Regions from separate parts of the Mus musculus genome. Here region 2 is linked to region 1. A link is a loop called in an ENCODE intact Hi-C map of the cell type or tissue named here. Cell type or tissue: heart. All regions are shown on one strand.

Evidence for each region. A loop is a pair of places that touch in the nucleus more often than their neighbours do. Peaks named below come from ENCODE experiments on the same cell type or tissue, not always from the same donor. Only the 100,000 strongest peaks of a DNase experiment are listed, where the experiment ranks them.
Region 2: a loop joins it to region 1, with 2.3 times the contacts of the local background. A loop is called at or near these places in 7 of 42 quality-filtered maps.

What each region holds. Positions count from the first base shown.
Region 1 is chr7:105,395,278-105,403,277 of GRCm38, reverse strand. Fam160a2 (family with sequence similarity 160, member A2) reads left to right here and starts at 3,224. Exons shown (of 12, transcript NM_199009.3): 1 at 3,224-3,394. It also overlaps a transcript of Cnga4 not described here. In heart, no CTCF peak of the experiment used is centred here; a DNase peak (open chromatin) is centred at 3,127; H3K4me3 peaks cover 2,167 bases; H3K27ac peaks cover 1,629 bases.
Region 2 is chr7:105,167,260-105,175,259 of GRCm38, reverse strand. No RefSeq gene overlaps it. Among named protein-coding and RNA genes, the nearest start is that of Olfr685, 10 kb to the left of the region's middle. In heart, a CTCF peak has its summit at 4,339; no DNase peak of the experiment used is centred here.

The DNA.
Region 1 (8,000 bases):
GCAGAGGCAGAGGCAGAGGCAGAGGCAGAGGCAGAGGCAGAGGCAGAGGCATTTTTTCGAGTTCAAGGCCAAGCCTGGTCTACAGAGTGAATTCCCAGACAGCTAGGGCTGTTACACAGAGAAACCCTGTCTTAAAACTCCAAACCAAACCAAACCAAACCAACTAACCACCACCACCACCACCACCACCACCACCACCAAAAAAGCATTCAATTGGGGGCTTCTTTACAGTTTTAGAAGTTTGGTCCATGGTCAGGAGCATGGTGCCAGTAATGCCATAATGGCAGGTATGTTGCAGGAGTAGTTGTTGAGAGTTATATCCTTACCCATAGGCAGGGGTCGAGGGGGGAAGAGAGAGTGCAAGCCTAGGGCTTTTGAAGCCTCAAGGCCTACCCATAGTGATACAACAAGGCCACACCTTCCAATCTTTCTAATCATTTCAAAGAGTTCCACACCCTGGTGACTAAGCATTCAAATATATGAGCCTATGGGGGCCATTCTTATTCAAACCACCGCAGTCCCCTTCAACCCAGTGTATCAGCACCTTTATCTTCTCCCACCTACTCTTCTCCCCCACCCCAAACGCCCATTTCTGTCCTCTCAGCCAAACACCTGGGACCAATATTTAGTATTATGTAATTCAGATATTTTAAAAAATGACTGCAAATTTTTTGATGTTTGTCACTTGTGACTATCAGCAAATAGAGCATACTAAGCGTGATGTTTTGTGACATCTAAGGTTAGACTATCAAAGATGTTGCTACTTTCTGGGTAGCTTGGTATGCATATTGTGATTGCTGCCTCTCAGGATCCTGCTCTCTTTGATCCTGTCTATCACACTGTGAGAAACTTGAGAAGTCTGAGCTGAGTTCAGCCTTTCACTTGTTCCAGCCCAGCACTGTACATGCAATTGAAGAAGCCTTTAGGTGATTCTAATGATGGCTCAAGCCACTCCCACATTTGAATTTCCTAGATGCTCATGGGATAGAAATAAACCACTTCTGCTGCATCTCATTGGAATCACAGAATAACAAGCCGTCTGCTTTATGCCACTAATTTGGAGTGATTTGTTACTTAGTACTGTGGTTTGAGTCTTAAAGGTACCCCACAGGCTATGTTCTGAGGTCTTGGTCAATAGGTTCTGGCACAATTGGGGGATGGTAAAACTTTTAGGAAGGGGCAGGTAGCATGCCAATGAGGTATGCCCTTGAGAATGTTGGGGTTCTAACATTTTTCTATCTTACCCTTTACTTCTAGGATGGCACGAGGTAAACAGCCTCCGCTGCCATATACTCTGTGGCATGATCTACTTCCTCACCACTGTTCCAAAGGCAAGCATGGCAGAAATTTCTGAATCAAGATAAACTTTTTTTTTTTCTGTTATTAATCTCATTTTGGAACAGTGATGGACAGCTGACTAATACAGCCAACATAGTAACTACCACTATCACTGGAACAACAGTAATAGAGAAATCTATAGTTTGATATATTTTCACAAATTGAACTTACCCAGCTCAGTACTTGGCTCAAGAAGCAGAACTATTATAAGCTTGAGGAGTCACTCTTCTTCTTTCTAGTCACTGTCACTCCCACCTCTCATAACAATGCCTCAGCTCTGGAAATTTGTGAGTATGCCCTTGAGTGGTGTGTGTGTGTGTGTGTGTGTGCTTGTGGAGGCCTGAGACTGATGGAAGGAATCACACTTGTTTGTTCTTCCATCTGATTTAATGAGACAGGTTCTCTCAATAAAACAGAGTCACCTTTCAAGGACAGATCCCGGTGGATCACAACACCCACCCGGTATTTATGTAGATTCTGGGGAATTTGAACTCTGGCTGTCACGTTTGCTCAGCCAGTGCTTTAACCAGGATGGTATCTCTCTGGTTCCCTTTGATGGTTTTTAATTTATACAGGATGTCAATATTTAATCCTTTCCCTTCCCTTTACCCAAGTCTCAAACCCTTCCCAGTGTCCACAAACTCCCTTTTCTACATCCTTTTGATCCTATTTTGGGCTTTGCTTTTGAATGACCATTTGCAAAGGTGCCCTGTCCACCTGACTATGTATAAAATTCCAAGACTATAATATAAACTAACACGGTCAACTAGTCCCGCAGTATTATATATTCCGTTTTCATTCTCATCTGATCTTTGCTTTGCATGCTCCCAGCTCCAGGTGTTCTCCGGGTCTTGACCATTCTGCCTTGCCTTGGGATAGCTAATTCTTTAGGGTGAAATTTTTATTTCTTTCTTCTTTATGGATACTTTTAATTTGAACCAGTTTTAGAATCACAGAAAAGTCACAAAAACAACACACAAAGCTGTAAACTCCTTACCCATGCCCCCCTGTCATCCATCATATTATGTAATCACAGAATGATCACAATCAGGTAACACTGATAGAATCAACTACAGATTTTATCGGAAACTGCTAATTCTCTTAGTGTTTCTCACTCTTGTTTCAGCCAGCATTTCTCCCTGAAGCCATCTCTCAGCTCTTTCATCCTCTATGAACAGGGATCATGCTAAGTGCTGCTTCTAGACGCTTTTCCTTTCGCAGCCCTAAGACTGAGACAGGTTCTAACGGATCAGGAATCCAGGCTGTCATGTAGGAACTTATTCCACGTTCTACGAGGTCACGGAAGCTTCGGGAGAGCTAGGAAGAGGCGGTCTTCACGGGTAGGAAGGTAGAATCCAACCGGCGTGCATAAGTCTGGTGGAAACAAACTAGCTTGGTAGCAAACAGCCTGGTCTAGGAGAGCTTTCTACAGCCCTGCCCACAGACTGGCCCTTGGCCTATCCTTTAGGAAAAGCCCTGCCCACTTGACGCTATAAGCACCGCCCAGGGCCTGTGTTCCCGCCCCCTCGTCCTCGCCCTCTATCTCTCCCAGTGCCTTCCAAAGCCTACTCTTTCCTAGCCTCAGAAGCTTGTCCCTCCCTTAGAGCAGCCTTCTGCCCTCCGGTTCGAATTTCTCTCCTCTGTCCCCGCCTCTTCTCAGTCGTCCCCTATAAAACGCCAGAATCCTCAGAAGGGCGGAGTCTGCGGGTCGAGGGGGCGGGGCCTGAGAGTGTGGAGCCGCTCCTTTCTTGGAATGCGGACGGAGACCCCGCCCCTGCGCTCGGCCGTTGCCAGGAAACGGGCGTCGACGCTCTGGCTGGGGCCTGGCCGGACCAATGAGCTGGCACGCCGCTGCCCAGCCGTGCGTCACTGGGCGGTTGCGTGAGGTGCGCGGGGGCGCGGGCTGCGTGTGGCGCGGGGCGGGGCGCGGCTGGTTCGCCTGAGGAGCGATGGCGGCGGCCTGAACTCACCTAGCCCGGCCGCCGACAGGCCCGGGCAGGGCGGCGTGGTGCAAGTGAAAGAGACGCGTGGGCCGCGGCGCGCGCAGAGGCGCAAGGTGCCGAGGGGATTCGGGATGACGGCACCGGGTTTGGAATTGAAGGGACAGGGTGAAGGGTTGGCAGGTGGTGAGGGGCTGCGAACATCTGAGGTAGGGGGGCAGGGGACAGCCTAGGTGCTGTGCACCAGGAAGAAGCCCGCTGGAGGGGATCCTGGGCCCAGCTCCGAAGGGCCCAGTTGAAGGAACTCATAACCACCGTTTGCAAAGGGTGTGGGTTCGCTGAGCTTGGAAAGGTGAGGGACGTCCTGGGACAAGAGTTGAGGGGGTAAGGCCTGTGCGGGGATGGGGAGCGTTAAAGGCCAAGGCGGGAACCAGCGGGGGATGGCTGTGCCTTGGTGTAGCAGTTGAAAGCAGGGCAGAGGAGGAAAGGGGCTTGAGGGTTATGAGACTTGCATGAGAGCTGAGGTTGGTTGTGGGGCCTCCTTGGATGCCCTGTCCAGGGAGAGCAATAGTTTACGATCAAGTAAAGTACAGGCGCAAGTGTTGTGCACTTGGCCGCCCTGTGCCCATAGATATGTTAGAGAGTGAGAGAGGAGGAAAAAAAAAAAAACCCCAGAACCACAATAACAAACCCCAAACACCACACACAAAACAGCATCATAAGCAACAGTAACTGTGATAAGGAAAATGTTTGAGGTTTAGTCATCTACAGAGTAATAATGGAACCACAGTTTCCTCAGGTTCTGCTTTTGTAAGGCAGACTTTAAAATGAGGCCATCAGGAAGTTTGTTTTTGTGTTTTGAGAGGTGGAGAGAGAGAACTACCCATATTTTCTCTCTGCCTGCTTCTGGGCACCCTTACTACATTCCTCCTTCCCTGTTGCTGTCATCTGTATTGGACGAGCAGTTGCTTTCATGGAAGTCACATGGCTTGTTATATGCAGCACTGTGTTTAGGTTTGCTCTTCTTAGGAGTTTGAAAAGCAGGAACAAAAAACCCATGACTTTGTGGAAGCAAATTTTTGTACAGTAAATGCTTATACTTTAAGTGTACATGTTTTGACATATGTGCATATTTGTGAAATCAAGATGCCAAACACTTAGACCACCTGAAAAGTTTTCTCTATTTTACAGCTCATATTTCCCTCTGTATCCTATAATTAAGTTCATTTTATTTGTATTTTATAAGTCCATCTCCTTATCCACACAGACATGAATTTGGGGAAGTTAGTCTCACTAGTGATATGATCCATTCTCTGGATCTTCTCTCTGATCTGACAGTCGGCTATGTAGTTGAGGTGTCTTGAACCTCCTTTAACCATAACAGTATTTAGGTCTTTCTATGAAGACTATCCCTAGAGAATTTGAGGCAGCCTCAGTTTATATTCTGTTAAAGAATCTCAGCTTCAGAGCTAGTTATTTTATCTTGTGGTATATTTTCTTCTCTCTGGAGACCAAAGAGGCCTTCTTCATAATGATATGTCTGGCCAGATAATCAGAACTTTTGAGGACCGACAAGCATAACAGGTTGTAGTAGTGGTTCCCAAACACTGACCTGTGGATCCAGTCCATGGTAGCGTTCATCTGTATAAGACAGGATGAAAGAACTAAAAATAAAGTTATATCCTGGGGGAGTGGCTCAGTGGGAGAGTGCCCTTCCATATTCAAAACTATAAGTTTGATCCCAACACTGCCAAAAGAGGGGCAGGGGTAACTTATTCTAATATTATTGTTCTTTTTTGGTGTTAAGGTGCTCTTTGCTCTTTCACTGGAGAAATAATTAGTGGTAAAGTACATGGTAGGTTTAAAGAAAATGATGAAAATAAAAAGTTGATCACCTTTTTAAAAAATAAATATTTTACTGGTTTATGAAATCCTGACATTCAGAATGATAGTGGTGTGTGTGTTGTTTTAGGTTGAAGAACCATGTACTTATATAGTAATTTTATGTAACTTTAGATATCTGAGTAGCATGCATGCTTACATATTATATTAATTCATTATAAAATCAAAGTGACATGCTTTACATAGCATCCTTAAAATTTGCTGAAATTATGTTGATACCTTGTGAAGTAGGCAAAGGAAGGAATTTTAGAGATGAGTCAGATTCAGAAGCTAGCAGTTTCACAGGGTAGAGGGACAAAACAAGTCAGTTTGGCATCTTCATAGTGCTAGTGACTAGAGGAAGGAAGATTTGTAATAGAAAGTAAAGGCAGTGTGGGCAAAGGGCACATTATATATTGGAAAAGTGATGAAATAGAGGACCTCATACCTGCAAGTAGTATTTCTTTATGATTTGTAATTGTTAACAAAAAAATTAAGGGGCGTGAGCATGTCATAGGGATGAGAGCTTTGTTTAATATTGTATCAATGACATGGAATGGGCATGTATAGTATTGGGCGTATTACTGATAATGTTAGAGAATTTCTTTGCCTTTCTCTCCTCCCCTCTCCCTCCCCCACTCCTTTTTTTTTTGTCCCTCTCCCCAGATGAGGCCTCACAGTGTAGCTTGGTTGGCCACAGAGATCTGCCAGCATCTGCCTTCCAAGTGCTAGGGTAAAAGGTGTTCACTACTATGGTTGGCATGTTAGAGCATTCTTAGGATCTGTATAAATTCTTGGTTCTACTAGAGAAAGCACAGAATTCGGAAAGCTTTTTGTTTGCTATACTAAACTTTTTGTTGCCATAGTAACATTAATTACAATGGATTTTGACTTTTAATTTACAGAGGAATGGTAGGTCTGAGAGGATGAAACATGGATGAGGATGCTGTAGTGATAGAAACATTTTGGTGGTGGTGTGTGCACTCTTAGTGAGGGCTAGGAAAACAAACTCATTCATTTATTCTTTCAACAAATTCTTGTTGTGAATTCAGTCCCATAAGATAACAATAGAAATAAGTTGTGGTCCTATGCAGTTGCATAGAATTCTCATTCTGGTTAGGGGAGAAAAAGTTTTAGTTTAAAGGGAGAATGTGGAAATATATTAAAAAAATCAGAATGATGTGATTATTTCTCTTTATCTGTCTCAGTCTCTGTGTTCTAAATATACATATGCACTTATGCATAAATCTCCACAGTGATCTTTGAATTAACATGCCCCAAAGACCCATTTTTTTGCAATCATCTGCTCTTATATCAATCCAGAGGATGACTTTGATGTCATTCTCTATTTCTGCTCCTTTACCTCCTAAATTTGGTCAGTCACTGAGATGACCAATACTTTTCCTCTGTTATCTCCATTGCCACATCATCACCAACTTTTGCCTGAGTCCTCAGCTCCTTGGTACTTACCTATTTTTTTTTAAAGTCTGTTGCTTTAAAAGTTGATCTTTTCTTGCCTATTCCTAGAATGATCTTTCTAAAAATACAAATTCGATCATGAAACTATGCTGCTTAAAAAAGTTGGCTCTTTGTAGCCTGTAGGACAACATCCAATTTCCTTTATATGGCCTCAACTCACCTCTTCATGCCTTGTCTGTTGCCACTTCCTCCTCTGTGTTCTAGCTTGAATAAATTGTTCACAGTTCTCTTAACAAACATGTTACTTTTCTAGCCTTGGAATCTTTGTAAAAGCTGCTTCCTCTTCTAGGAACATCTTTTCTTCTCTGCCCAGTGAACTTTTCTTACCCTTTAGGATCAATTTCACCCAGTCTTTGACTTCCTCTTTGTCATCCTCAAAGAACAGGTGTAGAGATAACCATGTGTGACACTGAGGAGGTCACTGTTGTAAAGACAGTCACTGTGTGCTAGCAGTTCACTTTGTGCCTTATGACCATCCACTGAGATGAAGAGATACCTGCAAGAGGCCCAGGTGGTATGGGGAGAGGTGGGCTGTATCCTGAAAGCCTATTTGTCTGAGACATTGAAATGCAGGGATGGTATGTATGAGTTGAGCTCCAGATAGACTATTGAGAGAGGCCCCCCTGCCACCCCTCCCTCATTTCTACATGTTTAATCAGGTCTTTCCACTTTCAGTGTGTTTGGGGCAACAGCCTTATGCCAAAAATCAGTTTTGTTTAGGAAGAGGTTTCTTCTTGGAAGGTCATTTGGTCTCTCCTTGTCTGGTAAAGTTTATATATCCCTTCCTGCTTCTTTCTCTTTGCCTCTCCCAGGGCAAAGGTTCTTAAGAGAAGCTGAAGCTGAGTCACTTCCTGTCTCTGCTGTTTTAAGGTTGGTTGACACCTTTTGCTGTGGGACCCTATAAAGCTGTATTGTGTTTTGGACCCTGAGGTGAGTGGCTGATCCTGGCTGTGTGTAGATTGGAGAAGTCAACTACTGCTTCCCTATTGGCCTAGTGGTTTAGCCTGAAGGTAAATCAGGGAAGACAGAGGAATCTATCTTTTTCTTTGGACTTTGCTGTAGGACAAAGGGCATCATAACTACATGGCAGTTCTGCTTCTTTGCCAGGAGTTTAAATAGGTGGTAGGAATACCTGGGAAAGACCTTTTTAAATCTTTTTTTCAGCATGTGAACAGGGCCTAGATTTCAGTTTTGACTTCTAAGATGCTGATTTTATGTGGTTCTTGCTAAGGTTCACAGGAGGTAGTGAGAAAAGAGTGCTTTGTAGTGGTTAAGGAGGGGAGGAAGCCTGGGTACCCCAGATATTGCATGATAGAAACAGCTTGTTAATCTTCCAAAACCTGGAGGGGTTTTGGTTTAGGC
Region 2 (8,000 bases), 230 kb after region 1:
TCTTCTAGTTATATAAAACTCAAGAGCCTCAATGGGAGAGAGTATAAATACAACCACATTTAAAGTTGGATACAGTGATTTGCAGAAATGGATAAAGAAACAGGGTATATAATTGCAATTGGAGCCAGTGATGTTACTTTTAGCTCATAGAAAACTGAGAGTTCAGGTTTCTTCAATAATCTTACTCGTGTGTGTGTGTGTGTGTGTGTGTGTGTGTGTGTGTGTGTGTGTGCGCGGCGCGCGCTCATGTACTTGAGTGGATGGGGAGGCTAGAAGTTCATGTCAAGTGTCTTCTTCCACTACTCTTAGAATTACTTATATGTTTTTGAGACAGGATCTCTCATTGCATCTGGAACTCATTGACTGGCTAGAGTGCCTGGCCAGTAAGTCCCTGGGCTCTTCCTGTCTTCAACTCCAATGCTGGGATTATAAGTACATGCTGTGAAGTACATGCGACTCCTGGCAAGTGAATACATGTCCTTAGACCACAGCAAGGACTCACAGAGCCATCTTCTTTCCTGTTTGAAAAGTCTCCTGAGGCTGAAGCCAGGACCATGCGACTAAGCAGTCCTTAATGACCGACTCTGATGATCAGATTTCAAAACTATTAAATTAAAGCCACTTGGAATATATAGAACACTAATACTTAAAACAAAATACCATCATGTTTTGCTCTGTGAAATGTCTCTTTAATGGAAAATTGAAAATATCAAATAAGTATATTTATTATATGTTATTATAGTCTAGAAAAGATTCAGTGAATGGTGGGACCGAGGAACTATTTGGTTTACTTAAAGAAAACAATTTAAAGGGATTTCTTTGAATATTGAGCAGAAACTGATTATCTGTTGAATGTGCATTGAGAGGGAGAGCCAGAGTTGGGGGCAGAGGAAGAGAGAGAGAGAGAGAGAGAGAGAGAGAGAGAGAGAGAGAGAGAACATGCATGTGCTACATTTCTAGCTTTCTATGGCTGCATATGACTGATCTGAAGTCCTAGCTATTTGGTTGCTTTTGCTTAACTCTGTGAGAAATGTTCATAGTTACATGTGATGATTATGATGACGATGATGAAACATAATAATACTTATATTATTATAATTTCCATTTTAATCTGAATATCCTGTTAAGTGATCCCTAACTCTACTTCTAATTTCTAGATATCATTGTCCTTTCCTGTATATTTCTTCAAATTCTTTGGATACATTTTACAGTTCTTAAATCACTCTAACCTTGTGTCCCTCAGAGTTCTACTTCCTTTCGTTGTGATGTGTAGCCCTACTCAGATTTGAAGCTGTGGCTGTGACTCAGGTGTCTCGGGAGTGATGGGCAGAATAGAGTTCAGGTGACTGCACACTCAAGTGTGTATGTGTGTGGGGGGAGCGGTGGGGTAGTGTGACACAAGTTAGATGGTATTGCCTATGTAAGCATTCAAAATAGCTAAGATATAGAACTAGTTTAACATTCCATTGTCAAATAAACAGAATAAACGCAGCATGTACACATTAGAGATTTATTCATCCATAGTGATATCATGTAGGAAAATTGGTGGAATTACAGATGGTTGTGTTAAGTGACGTCATACTGGGAAAGACAAATACTGCCAGTTTTCTTCATCTGTGGAATATAGATTGTAAAACTATCCTCGTCAGACATGAACATAGGAGGAGGGACTTGAGAGGTAGAGAAGGTCAGAGAGCAAAAGAACAAAGTACGCCATCATTCTATATCACAAATACATGCTATAATAAAAATAACTGAAAAAAACCTAAAAATTATGTAACACCGTAGTTCACAAGCCACTGGATATGAGGCTGAGTGAAAGACACCAAGCCCAGCAAGTCCTGTCTAATGGAGGGAGTCTGCTCTAGACCACTCTGGTCCTTGTCTAGCTCAGATTCTTTGGTTATCATTTATTGACTCTCTTGAAAATAACTCAACCATTTTATCTTTTCTGTACTGTAATTAGTTAAAAACCCCACGTTTTTGCTTATCAATAAATAAAAACATATCCTCTCTGTGATATTTTAATCTACTTGAAAAAAATCACCATGAATAAACACAAATTTCATGTAAAATTTATCATCATAAATTTCAATCTGAAACTTAGCACCACTCAGAGTCCTGTGTGAGATCATGGCAGGAAAGGGGTCCTTACACCACAGTGCCCAAAGAATAAAGGAAGCTTCCCTGTAGTTTCTTTCTTTCCCTTCCATCTCTGTTTATGGGTCAGTCTTTGCACCAAGTCCCTACAATTTCTATTTTACTTTGAAACTGTCCTCTCCTGCATATTCCAATTTAGTTGTTTCATAGATAGACTTCCTAAAACCTCAGCTCATTACCCTTCAAGTCTGCTTCCCAAGTCATCTGGGACTAGGAAGAGGTGAGAATTAAGAACTTCTATAACCCTCATGGTTTGTTCACCAAAGGCCTGGCTGGGTTACTATAGCAGTAGATGCACATGTGAGTTCCAGGTTAAAGGAAGAGGGTAAGACATATGGGACTAAGCAGGGAGAGCAGCCAGCAGACAGGGTTGGGTAGGCAGGGATCTTTGACTAACTCGCTTCTACTAAATAGGAAGTCAAGGATGTGAGAGCTGTGGGGAACTGTGGATGACTGGGTATAGGTGGAGGCATCCCCTGGGTGGTCTTTCAGTGTCTGTTTTTGTATAAGATTCCATTTCCTGCTGTGGATGAGAGACTAGCAAGTGTGCTTCCTCTTGTCTAGTCAGTAAACAAGGCCTGCGGTGGGTTTGGGTTTTGGATGGAATAAAGCCAGAGATGCTGGGTTTAGTTTGTCACTGGACAGTAGGTATAGGAGGTTAGAGAAAGCTCTTACAATCTGGTTCACAGCCCACCCCTCCTTCTTTCAAAAGAAGTTTCAGGTAGAAGAAAGGACTCTACTTTAGAAGTCTCCATGGGAAAGTTCTCTCATGAATTCAAGATTAGTTTTTCTGTAATATCTCTCTGCTCATCTATTTTTTTTCTTTTTTCATCCAGTGTAGTCATTCACATTCTTTCAAGTAACAATGATACTTTTATTTTCTGCAGAGTGCACACCTATAATTTGCAGAAACAATCCACTTGGCTGGGTGTGGTGATTTATGGCTATAATCCCAACATTTGAGAGGCTGGGGCATGAGGAGAACGAGTTCTAAGTCAGCCTAGCATTCACACTGAAACCTTGTCTTCAAAAACAACAAAGACCAGCCAAACACACCCCTATCAAAAAACAAACAAAGCCAACAAAACAAAAACTCCAAAACAAAACAAAAATCAACAGTAACAAAAGCAGCCAAACATACAGTCAGCCCTCCATCCTACCCTAGAGATCACATCCTGAAGGTGCCTATGACTGTGTGCATGACAAGAAATACATTAACCTGTGCTACTCTGTGTTGGATGGAATGCTTTTGTTAGAACAAGTTGAGAAAGATCGGATTATGTGGTTCTTCAGCGAATTCTTGCCTGATACATCCTAGATGCTATTTACATGCCAACTGATACAGTCAACCCAGTTTTAGAAGTTTGAAATTACGTTTTACAGTGTGAAACACAGCAGTAACTTCAGGGTTTGCCTCCTTCTTTCAGTTTTTCTGACTTTCATGCTCAAATGTTAAATACCACAGAAATGGACTTTAACAAAGTTGGACGACAAGTGATGCCATTGGGTATCACTCAGTTTTCCCACAAGTTACCGGTCTCAGTGAAGATGGTTGACGGAGCAAGCCAGACAATTAGACAGGCCCAGAAGCAAACTCACATACAGGTAAAGATGACAGGGAATGCAGATGAAGAAAAGAGTTGCTTGTTTTGAGGTTCCTACACTATGATATTGTTCTAGCAGAAGCCTTTGAACACTCTGTTGAGTAGATAAAATGAAGTAAAATTTCAAATTGGTGATATATAGAAAATTTGTAAATATCTTTTGAAGGAATCTATAATGTATGTATGTATGTATGTATGTATGTATGTATCATCTATCTATCTATCTATCTATCTGATGTGTGTGTGTCTGTGTGTGTGTATGTGTGTGTGTGAGTGTGTGTGTGCACATCCAAGTGGAAGCCATAAGAGGGTATGGGATCTGCAGTTACAGGCGATTGTGAACTCCAATCTTTAGAAAGAGCAGGAAATGCTTTTAGCCTCTGAATCATCTTTCCAGGCTCCACATTTTGTCACTTAACAGGAAATCTATGAGAGGTCTCTTTGCTAATACAGGCTGACTGTGACAACAAAGTTTGGAATGTCAAAGTTGTACAGCCAATAGGAGTAAGCAATAGCATTATTGCAAGGAAGAAGACTCTTCATTATTGGCAAGGCAACAGTGCCTTCGTGTGGCTATGATTGAGAATAACAGTAAGGAGCGAATTATAGTTCTGCACTGCTATTTCATGTTTGAAAGTCGGCTGACAATTCTGTTTCAGCAGTCACTGAGGGATTTCTAAAACCTATGTGTGGGCCAGTCACTTCATGAAGATTCTGTACTTCCTACTTATAACGCATATGGGGCTTTTAGTGGTTAATTCAATAGATCAAAAACAATAAAACACATGCTCTGATTTTCTTTCCTTGGTGACATTTAAAGCTAATATCAAACCAAATCATATTAGTCAAGCCTTCACCAGGGCAGTATAAACTCTTGGTATTTAACAATCTATTACTTTATCAATATCTGTATATATATATAAATGAAATACATAATAAGTTTATTTGTTCATTTAACTATAGAAACAGTGTGTTACTATGAAACCTGGCATTAACTATATAGCTCAGGTAGTTCTTAAAATTGGTATCCTCATGTTTCCCAAGTTTTAGATCTAAGGATATATGCCATCATTTGTAGCTACAATTACATCAATTTAGTTCATCATCTATAGCTAAGTATTATTTATTGATTTTTAAAAACATGGTTAGTTGCTTATAGATAAGCTACTTTTAGAAGGATTTATGGGCAAAATAGCCTGTAAAACTCCCATCAGAGAAGCAAGCAGGCTGATACAGATGTTCACCTCTCATTTTGCTCCCCCAGATCCAAGGGCCCAGTCTCATTACTACCTCTACAGCAGAGCACCTACTTTCCTCTCTGACCTTATCCCAAATGGATCAGAAGGCTCTTCTCCCCCAAATCATTACATTACCTCAGCTTTCAACACCAGCAGGCATCCCCTGGGAATACACCAGTTGAGCAAGCCAGATATGCTAACTGAAGGCCTTTATCAATCCCTCTATCCTTCCGAATTCAATCCTCTAGTCTCATCCCTAACTCTTCAGTGGAACACCTGCTGCAGCCTTCCTTCCCTCACTGCCCACATCTGTAGATTCCACAGATCATCCTTTCCTAACCCCCCTTCACCACTAATTGCTTTATCCCAGCACCACCTGTAGCAGGCACACCCTGCTAACTCCCCTAGCCACTCCTACTAGAGAAGCAGACAGGTTGTCTTCAGATCTTCCCCTCTCCTACTATTTCTCAAGATCCAAATCCCAGTCTCATCCCAAGCTCTATGGCAGGCCTTCTGGAGTGACTTATTTTATTCTTTACCCCCATTACAAGGAGGCTAACTGAGCAGATCTTGGTGGAACACTCTGCTTTCTTCTCTCCTGTGAATGCCCTCAGATCCTATCCTAGAACCATTCCTAAGCGTCAACACCCAATATCCAGAAACACATTGTACCTGGAGCCCCTGGTGGTCATGCCTGTCAGGTCCACAGAAAAATTTCTAACAGGCATCATACAGCTACCACATCCACCTAAAATCCAGAGAAGAAACAGAAACCAAGGAACCAAACAGCATCCAACAAAGACAAAATGTGCTATCTGCACATAAACCTATAATCACCCCAATCCCAGATGCCAAATGTGAACATAAAAACACATTCAATAACGTCCAGGACAATATGTCTCCACTAGAGTTCAGTAACCCTATGGCAATAGGTCGTGAATATTCCACCACAGCAGAAGCACAAGAAAAAGATCTCAAAACAGCCTTTATGAAAAGTGAAAGTGACCTTTAAAGAGGAAATAAATCCCTTAAAGAAATCCAGGAAAACATAAACAGTGAGAAGAAAGGAATAAAACTGTTCAATTTCTTTATTGAAAATAGATTCAATAAAGAAAATCCAAACAAAGAATTCTAATAAAAAATTAACAATTTGGTTATTAACTATGAGGCAAACTTTACCAACAGAATATAAAAGATAGGGGAGAGAAAGCAATCTAGCTGCTGAAGACATGAACACTGGTCAGTTCATTTTATGAGACTACAGGTACCCTGATACCCAAACAACACACAGACTCAACAAATAAAGAGAATTAGAGACCAATTTATCTTATGAACATAGGTGCAAAAGTACTTAATAAAATGCTTGAAAACATAATCCAAGAATATATCAAAAAGATCATCCACCATGATCAAGTAGACTTCATCCCAAAGATATAGAGATGGTTCAATATATTATATATTATATATCAATAAACGTTTTCCAACATATAAACAAACTGGAAGGAAAAAATCTGACATGATCTTCTCATTAGATGCAGAAAAGGCCTTTGACAAATATCCCTTCATGATAAAAGTCTTGGAGAGATTAAGGATACAAAGGATATACCTCATCATAATTAAGGCAGACTGCAGCAAGCCTATAGCCAACATCAACTTAAATGGAGAGAAACTCAAAATAACTCCACTAAAATCAGGACCAAGACAAAGTTGTCCCCTTTCTCCATATTTATTTAATATAGTACTTGAAGTACTTAGCTAGAGCAGTAAGACAACTGAAGAAAATCAATTGTATACACACTGGAAAGGAAAAAGTCAAATTCTCATTATTTGCAGATGATATAATAGTATACATAAATGACCCTAAAAATTTCCCCAGAGGACTCCTACAGCTTACAAACACTGAGCAATGTAGCTGGATACAAAATTAACTCACAAAAATCAGTAGGCCACCTATATACAAATGGCAAATGGACTAAGAAAAAAGTAGGGAAGTAACACCTTTCATAGTAACCTCAAATAATATAAAATGTCTTGGGGCTAATTTTAACCAAGCAAGTGAAAGACTTGTATCATAAAAACTTCAAGTCATTAAAGAAGACATCAGAAAATGGAAAGATCTCCCATGATCATGGATTAATAGGATTAGCATAGTAAAAATGGCCATCCTACCAAAAGTAATCTACATATTAAATGTAATCTTCATCAAAATTCCAACACAATTCTTCACAGATTTTAAAAGGACAATTCTCAACTGCATATGAAAAATCAAAGAACCCAGGATATCTAAAACAATATCAAATTATAAAAGAACTGCTGGAAGTATCACCATCTCTGATTTCAAGCTATACTACAAAGCTACAGTAATAAAAACCACATGATATTAACATAAAAACAGACATATTGGTCAATGGAATAAAATGGAGAACTCTGACATAAATCAACCACCCATGAACTTCAGCAAATGGTGCTGGTCAAACCGATGTCTGCAGGTAGAGGAATGCAAATAGATCTCTACTTATCACCCTGAACAAAACCGAACTCCAAATCAATCAAAGACGTCAACACAAAACCAGGCACACTGAACCTGATAGAAGTAAAGAATAGCATTGAACACATTGATACTGGAGAAGACTTTCTCAAGAGAATGCTGTTAGTACAGGTACTAAGATCATCAATGAATAAATGAGACTTCTTGAAACTAAAATCTTTGTATGAAGAAGGAACTGTCATTTAGACAAAGTGGTAGCCTATAGAATAGGAAAGGGTTTTTACCAACTCAACATCTATTAGAAGATTAATATCCAACATTTATAAAGAACTCCTGAAGTGTGGCATCAAAGAAACCAAACAGTCCAATTGAAAATCAGGTTCATATCTAGGGGTTTGCAAGCCCATAAAAAGAACAAAACCATCAACCAACCAGACTCCCCAGAGCTCCCAGGGACTAAATCACCAACCAAAGAGTACACATGGAGTGACCCATGGCTCCAGCCACATA